Regions from separate parts of the Homo sapiens genome. Here region 1 is linked to region 2. A link is an interaction called in ENCODE POLR2A ChIA-PET data of the cell type or tissue named here. Cell type or tissue: Panc1. All regions are shown on one strand. Links, peaks and the distances in the headings refer to the core of each region. The heading gives the core; the rest is flanking DNA.

Region 1 (4,399 bases), core at 235-4,234, 160 kb after region 2:
CAAAAAGACCAGCCTCCTTGAACAAGAGGAAATTCTTCAGCAGACTGCCTTTAGACTGGAACTGCACCATTGGCTCCCCTGGGGCTCCAGCCTGCCAGCCTCCATAATTGTGTGAAGCAATTCCTTATACTAAATCTCCATATGTGTGTGTGCATGTGTGTGTATACGCATATACATACACATTCTATTGGTTCTGTTTCTCTGGAGAACCCTGACTCATTCAGGAAAAATGATAGATTCTGAACTCATTTGACATAAACAGCTTGGTTTCATCTAAATATGCTCTAACACACAATGGACATTTCATTTGAGATGTTCCTGAACCTGGACCTGAACCTTAGTTGAAAGTGTGATTTCCTGCCTGTTTTCAACTGTTCTGTTTAGTTTCACATATATTTAATTGAATTCACCATAGGGAGATGACTCTGATTTAAATTGCCTAGGTTCATCCTAATTTGTTGTAAGTCACAAAAAAATAAGGAAATTTAGAGAACAAGGTGTGATTGTAAGATTATTTTCTCTAATACTGCTTAGATTCATGTAATTTGGCTCTAAGTTATTTTTATCTGCTCTATCTGACCATTTCACACTTATTAAGAGGGGAGAGTCTGTTTCTTAGCTTGTTTACTGCTTGGTTGTACATAGTTTAATCTATATTTCTACTAATTCAACATAATAGAGTACTTTGGAGGATAATGACTGCTTCTGAGCTAAGTTTCACTAATACTGCTTAGATTCACCTTAATTTAATGCACTTTAAGATTCTATGTTTGTATTCTACATGCACTTTATGAGCTAGTTTGTATATACTATGAAGTTTATATATCATTTATTAAATGTATAAATTTCATTTATAATGGATGAGTGATTTTGAACTTGACTTCCTTTATATCACCTAATTTATGTGCTACTAGCCAGGCGTGGTACCTCACATCTATAATCCCAGCACTTTAGGAGGCCAAGGTGGGAGGATCTCTTGAGCCCAGAGGTTAGAGATCAGCCTGGACAACATGGCAAGACCCCGTCTCTATTAAAAAGAAATAATTTTTTAAATTAAAATATGTGCTACCTATGCCTAGCTACATTTTAATTATTCCTAAGAGCCTACAATCGCTTTTCAGAACAATGTCTGATTCTGAGCTTGTTCATTAATATACTGCTTATTTTATTTTATTTTATTTTACTAGATATGCTCTAACTCATCTTAAAGAGGAGAATCAGTGGGAAATGGGTCTGGGAAGATCATTGGTCAGCTCTGGTCCCAGAAACTTGGGCAGGCACCCCCTGTAAAGCACTTGTGAACATGGGGACTCGTCTTCTACGCCGAAAAGTGGTGACTCACACCATAGGCAAGTGGCAGATATTCAGCCTCTGGAAGAGAATATTGGGGACAGTTGCTGGCAGCACAGGTTGGCACTTGGACTCTGAAACAAAAAATGGGGACTTCACTTCTGGAGGGAGAGGTGGGGACACAGCCCCAGGGCAAGGGGAGGGGACTTAGCTTCTTGGGGGAGATGCAGGGAGGAAGCTTCTGGAGTGGGAAGTCTTTAATGAGTGGCATGGATTTAGTCTGTAGAACTGAAACCAAAACTCATCTTTTAGAAGGGATAAGTGTAGACTTAGCCTTTGGGACAAGTGGTGAGGACATAGCATCTGGAAGGAGAAGCAAGAATGTAGCCTCTGCTGAGGGAAATGAACGTGTAATCTCTGGGGCAAAAGATAGGTACTTAACCTCTGGCGTTGAAATCCAGACCCAGCCTCTGGAAGAAGAGTGGACTTACCCCCTGGGCAGATGGTGGAAACCTTGCTTATGGTACAAGCATTGGGAACTTAGCCACTGGAGTCATAATCAGGGCAGGCATAGACTCTGGGGCAGAAAGTGGAAACTTCACCTCTGGGGTGAACAGTGGGGGCTTCTTCTCTGGAGTCAGATGGGGACTCAGCATTGGGAAGAATACGGTGGACTTTTTATATTCTGGAGACAGAAGTAGCCTTTAGGGAGAGAGGTAGAGATAGCCTGTGGAGCCCAAATCCAGATGTAGCCTCTGGAGGGAGAAGTAGGGCCCTCACCTGATGGGAGACCTCTGGGGACTCAGCTTCCAGCTCTAGAAGCAGAGACCTAGACTCAGGTGTGGGTAGTGGGATGTAGTCTCTGAGGCAAGAGATGACTTCTGCAGTCAGAATTGGGGCTCAGCCTCCGGAGAGGGAAGTGTGGACCTAGCCAGTGGGTATATGGTGGAAACTTAGCCTTTGGATGGAGAAGTAGGATCTTAGTCTCTAGCTTCTGTGTGGGGAGTGGGGATTTAGCTTCTGAAATGGAAGATGGGGTCTTAGCCTCTGAAGCTGAAAATCTGGACTCAGCTTCTGGAGGGAAAAGCTGGGACATAGACGTGGGTGGTCGCGGTCAAAATCAATTTCTCAAAAGCGGCCTTTATGCCAGGCCGGAGGGGCTCCCCCTAGCGAGTGAGGGAAGCAGGACACTTTGAAACGAATGCGTTTCTCAGCTTCTTTGCACATGTAAAGTTACAAAGCACTTAAGAAGCATGTAAGGTTTGTTTAAAATGAATAAGTTATTTTGAGCTTGATTTAACATAAACTCTTAGATATACTCTAAGTTACTCTAAGAAGGTCCTTTTGAGAATGCTTGAGTCTACACTTGTTTTAATATCAACTGTTACATATGAATTATCTCTAAGGAGCAATAAAAGTGTGGTGTAAAATGAATGAGTAATTTTGAGCTTGATTTCACCTAAAATGCTTAGTACTGACTACATGGAGTCTAATTCCACATAACAAGTTAGGTTAAGGACATATTCCTTAATACTGCTTAGATTTATCTAAATTGGTTCTAACTCATTTTATTTAGTTTCTCACCATTAGAAGTTTCCTTAGAGGGGAATGTCTGATTCTTAGCTTGTTTGCAAACACTCTACTTGTTTGTAAACATACATTTTTATTTCAACATAATAAGGTACTTTGGAGTTACCTTAGACGTGACGCAACCTGTTTTTATTTAACCTACTTCATTTGCTCAAACTTACAAAAAGATTACTTAGTTGGAGATAAGTCTTTCTGAGCCAGTTTGTTCGTCTGTCTTTCTGAGCTAACGTACTGTGTAGTTCACAATAAGTCAATCTGGCTCAGTTTCAATTTTAACATAAGCTGCTTAATTACATTTATATTTACTCCGACTCATAATAAGAAGTTACTTTTAAGATCAAAGTGTGAGGTCAGGCATGGTGGCTCACGCCTGTAATCCCAATACTTTGGGAGGCCAAGGCAGGTGGATAGCTTGAGCTCAGGAGCTCGAGACCAGCCTGGGCAACATGGCAAAACCCTGTCTCTACAAAAGACACAAAAAAATTAGCCAGGTGTAGTAGCTTGTGCCTGTAGACCCAGCTACTTGGGAGGCTGAGGTGGGAGGATCGCTTGAGCCTGGGAGGCAGAGGTTGTGGCAGCGGCATTTGATCCAGAGCAACTCCATCTTGAATAGGGGCTGGGTAAAATAAGGCTGAGATCTACTAGGCTGCATTCCCAGGAGGTTAGGCATTTTAAGTCATAGGATGAGATTGGAGGTCAGCACAAGATACAGGTCACAAAGACCTTGCTGATAAAACAGGATGTGGTAAAGAAGCTGGCCAAAACCAAAATGGTGATGAAAATGAACTCTGGTTGTCCTCACTGCTCATGATACACTAATTATAATTCATTAGCATGCTAAAAGATGCTCCCACCAGCACCATGACAGTTTACAGATGCCATGGCAATGTCAGGAAGTTACCCTATATGGTCTAAAAAGGGGAGGAACCCTCGGTTCCGAGAATTGCCCACCCCTTTTCCAGAAAACTCATCAATAATCCACACCTTGTTTAGCATACAATCAAGAAATAACTATAAGTATAGTCAGTCCGGCAGCCCATGCCACTGCTATGCCTATGGAGTGGCCACTCTTTTATTCCTTTTTTTTTTAAATAAACTTACCTTCACTTTATGGACTCGCAGGGAATTCTTTCCTTTTTTTTTCTTTTTTTTACATTCAGAATTTTTATTTTAAAACAAAGAATCAGAGTAACATTTATAATAGAAAATCCATATGGAAATATTCACAATCTTCTCAGTGAGAAATGGGAAAACAACTTCCCTGCCTTACTGCCATCCTACTGTTTGAGGAGCCAGAAGTTGACTTGAAGTTGCAAGGTCACCTTTTCCAGCTAAACCCCACTCCATAGCTATGTGTACTTTTTTTTTTTTTTTTTTTTTGAGACGGAATCTCGCACTCTGGCCTGGGCTAGGATGCAATGGTGCGATCTTGGCTCACTGCAACCTCTGCGTCCTGGATTCACGTGATTCTCCTGCCTCAGCCTCCCCAGTAGCTGGGATTACAGGGGCCCACCACCAC
Region 2 (4,399 bases), core at 196-4,195:
CTCCTGGTCTCAAGTGATCTTCCCACCTCAGCCTCCCAAAGCGCTGGGATTATAGGTGTGAGCCACCATGCCTGGCCCCGAAGTTCACTTTTTCTAATCAGCTTACTAAAAGGTGAAACGAGAAAATGTTTTTCCCCCTTTTAAAGAAAGTATTTTTATTTTTACTTTTTATTAATGACTTACACACTTACTAGGCCTGCCCTTAGCAATTGCCAGGCTGGGGCAGGAGTAGAAACGGAGTTTTATGAATTTGGTATGCAAATATTTAAAAGTCATAAGTCATGTTAATAAGCTGCTAAAAAATATGCATTGTCTACTCCAGCCTTGACAAATATGTATATTCAAAATGACCTAGAAGACTCAGTGTAAATTTTAGACAGCTCCAATTTTGTTTCATAAATAATAGTGTAGAAAAAGCTCCCTACCCCTGGCCCTAGATCATCTCTATCTTCCTCCCCACCTGTGGCTCTGTGCCACCCTTCAGAGTATAAAATGACACCTTGGGACTCCCAGTTTAAACAACATATCATAGACTTGATCACCCCACTTGTCCCCACTGAGTACAACAATAAGCCCCAGAAATAACTCAAGAGGCAACAAAAGGAGAACTCTGAGAGGTGGTAAGAAGAAGATGAACTGGTTAGAGATCCCAGGACTGGAGGAACAACACAGCAGCCAAGCATCTTACAGCTCACACCCAACAGAGGAAGGTTACCCAGCCCCAGCCCCAGTATAGCAACTGAAGGTGGCTCGGGTTTCTGCAGGAAGTAAAAAAGAAAGCACTACCCCAGTTTTGTTTGTTTGTTTGTTTGTTTTTTACTGCTTTTCTCTGGTTTTTCTCTTAGGATAATACTAGCCTCTGACTTGTCATGCATATCAATAGTTTGTTCCTCTTTGTAGCTCCATAGAGAAACACAGTATAGATGTACCATGGTTTAACAATTCATCCGCCGAAGGACTGGCTGTTTTCAGCATTGGAGTATTAAGAATAAAGTTGCTATAGACATTCATATACAGGTTTTAGTGTGAACATAAGTTTTCATCTCTCTAGGTTAAATGCCAGTGAGGACAATTGCTGAGTCACACGGAAATTGCATGTTTAGTTTTGTAAGAAGCTGCCAACCTGTTTCCAGAGACGCTGTATTATTTTATATTCTCACTGGAAATGTATGACTGATCCTGGTTCTCTGCATCCTGGCCAACATTTGGAACAAACTATTAATACATACAACAATTGGAAGAATCTCATGGGAGTTACACTGTGTAGGAAAAAATGTTAACCCTAAAATGTTACATACTATATGTTTCTATTTATATAACATTCTTGAAATGACAAAAATTATAGAAATGAAGAACAGCGTAGTGGTTGCCAGTAGGACAGAGGGAGTGTAGGACAGAAGTTGATGAAGTTGATGTGGTTATAAAAGAACACAAGAGGCCGGGCGCGGTGGCTCACGCCTGTAATCCCAGCACTTTGGGAGGCTGAGGTGGACGGATCATGAGGTCAGGAGATCGAGACCATCCTGGCTAACACGGTGAAACCCCATCTCTACTAAAAATAGAAAAAATTAGCCTGGTGGGGTGGCAAGCACCTGTAGTCCCAGCTACTAGGGAGGCTGAGGCAGGAGAATGGTGTGAACCCAGGAGGCAGAGCTTGCAGTGAGCTGAGATCACACCACTGCTTTCCAGCCTGGGCAACAGAGTGAGACTCTGTCTCAAAAAAAAAAAAAAAGAACATAAGAGATCCTTTTAGTGATGGGGTTGTTTTATACATTGGCTGTGGTGGTGGATACACAAACCTACACATGTGATAATATTTGCATACAAATAAACACACACACATCAGTAGGAGTAAAAACTAGGGAAATGTGCATAAGGTTGACGGGTTGTATCAATGTTAATTTCAACGTGATACTGTACTGTCGTTTTACAAGGTGTCACCATTGGGAGAAACTGGGTAAACAGTAACCTGGGATTTTTCTGTGTTATTTCTCACAACTGCATGTGAATCTACAATTACCCCAAAACTGAAAGTTTAACTTTAAAAAGACACCTCAGCCAACATGTTCAAGTGCTATCGGTACCATCACAAATAGCTGCCCTGGTCCATTTCTCAGATCTGGAGGTACACACAGCAGTGTTCAGTCCACCAACAAGAGGACTAGCCTGGGAAAGAGACCAGTTCACAATTTACATGCAGGCGCAGAGCTGTTTGATCAGGGTATTCAGTGGTCCCTGACATGGTCTAGACAGAAGATGGGGTCACAGGCTCCATGTGGACATGGCCCATTGTCCCCACAGGCTCCTGACCCTATAGGGAAGGATATGGTGTATGGCCCAGGTCTAAGTACAAGTCAAATATCTCTACAAGGTTGGCATGGAAAACATCACCCATCCACTTTTTTTTCCTCCAGTTGCCCCCTCTCCAGTAGCTACTTCTTTCCCTTTCTACGGGAGGCAGAATTCTAAGATGCTCACCATGAGGGTTAATATCATGTGGCAACTTGACTGGACCATGGAGTTCTCAGATATTTGGTCAAATATTGTTCTAGGTGTTTCTGTGAGGGTGTTTTGGGTGAGATTAATATTTAAATTGGTAGACTGAGTAAAGCAGATGGCCCTCTCTAATGTGGGTGGCCCTTATCCAATCAGGTGAAGTCCAGAATAGGACAAAAAGGCTGACTCTCCCCTGAACAAGAGGGAATTCCTCCTGCCTGCCTGACTTCGAATTTGGACATCAGCTTTTCCCTTCTTTCAGACTCAAACTGAAACATCAGCTCTTCCTGATTCTTGAGCCTGCTGGGCTTCAGAGTAGAACTATACCGTTGGCTGTCCTGGGTCTCCAGCTTGCTGACTCACCCCGCATATCTTAGCACCTGTCAGCCTCCATCATCACATGAGCCAATTCCTTATAATAAATAAATAAATAAATAAATAAAATCAATTGGCTCTGTTTTTCTTGAGAACCCTGACTAATATAACCACCAATGACCCTTGTCCTTATAAAATGCCCTCCCTTTTGAGTGTGGATAGAAACTATGAGTATGATATCACTCCCATGACTATGTCACATTTATGGCCAAAGGAAAAGTATTCTAGGTAGGCCACATATAATCAGGTGAGCCCTTTGAAAGCAAAGAGTTTTCTCTGTCTGGTTGCAGAAGAGGAAATCAGAGAGACCTGCTTCAGCTGGCCTGGAAGAAAGCCTGTATGAGCCACTTGGCAAGTGACTATGGGTAGCTTCTAGGACCTGAGAGCAGTCCTTAGCTGACAGCTAGCAAAAAAACAAAGACCTCAGTCCTAGAACTTCCGGTTTCTCCCAACAATCTGCATGAGCGTGGAAGAGGACCCCAAGCCTCAGATGAGAAGCGGCCCTGGGTAGCAGCCTGGTTTCAGCCATGTGAGAACATCAGCAGAGAATCCAATTAAATAGCTTAGACCTTCCAAAACTGTGGAATAGTAAATGCATGGGGTGTTTTTGTTTTGTTTTTCAGAAAGAGTCTTATTTCACATAGACAAGGTCATGATTTCTGGATATTCTTCCTCATGCTGCAGAATACAGACTTGTCCTATTTAGTTGATAACTCAAGTTAAAAGGACCCAGGACATTTTCAAAAGACACCACTAATAAGCACACCCCTTCCTCCACTCTTAGGGTTTTTTTGTTTGTTTATTTGTTTTGTTTTTAAAGAAGAACGGCCGGGCATGATAGCTCACGCTCAGCATTTTGGGAGGCTGACGTGGGTGGATCGCCTGAGGTCAGGAGTTCAAGACTAGCCTGGCCAACATAGTGAAACCCCATCTGTACTAAAAATACAAAAAATTGGCTGGGCGTGGTGGTGGGTGCCTGTAATCCCAGCTACTCGGGAGGCTGAGTCAGGAGAATCGCTTGAACCCAGGAGGCGAAGGGTGCAGTGAGCCAAGATTGCGCCATTGCACTCCAGCCTGGGCAACAAGAGCGAAACTCCATCTCAAAAAAAGAAAAAGGCGCGTATTACTCCATTTTTTGGAATGGTATAAATTGAAGAGAAAGAATAGAATTGCCTAAATAAATTTAAAAAAGTAAATAAGGTTATAATTCTACCTCATGGTATAATTCTACCTCATTAGTGGAGTGCTGCACACACTAACCCAGAATAATACTGGGCAATTAGATTACATGTTTTATTAATTGAGGTGAAATTCACATAACATAAAATTAACCACTTTAAAGTGAACAATTCAGTGGGATTTAGGACAATTCAGTGGCATTTGTGCAAATGGTGACTTCCATACAGTTCTAAAACATTTTCATCACCCTAAACAGGCACCTTATACCCATAAAGCAACTCCTCCTCATTCCTCACCTCCAACCCAGCCCTTGGCAACCATCGGCTTTCCGTATCATTTTACCTATTCT

The links. ChIA-PET counts read pairs that join two places held together with the same protein. Peaks named below come from ENCODE experiments on the same cell type or tissue, not always from the same donor. Only the 100,000 strongest peaks of a DNase experiment are listed, where the experiment ranks them.
Region 1: POLR2A ChIA-PET joins it to region 2 with 11 read pairs; 2 of 35 experiments call an interaction of 5 or more read pairs at or near these places.

Annotation. Positions count from the first base shown.
Region 1 is chr20:2,519,439-2,523,837 of GRCh38, forward strand. It overlaps a transcript of ZNF343 not described here. Among named protein-coding and RNA genes, the nearest start is that of ZNF343, 13 kb to the left of the region's middle. In Panc1, for the core only: CTCF peaks have their summits at 2,434 and 2,683; a DNase peak (open chromatin) is centred at 2,480.
Region 2 is chr20:2,363,102-2,367,500 of GRCh38, forward strand. No RefSeq gene overlaps it. Among named protein-coding and RNA genes, the nearest start is that of TGM6, 16 kb to the right of the region's middle. In Panc1, for the core only: no CTCF peak of the experiment used is centred there; no DNase peak of the experiment used is centred there; H3K27me3 peaks cover 178 bases.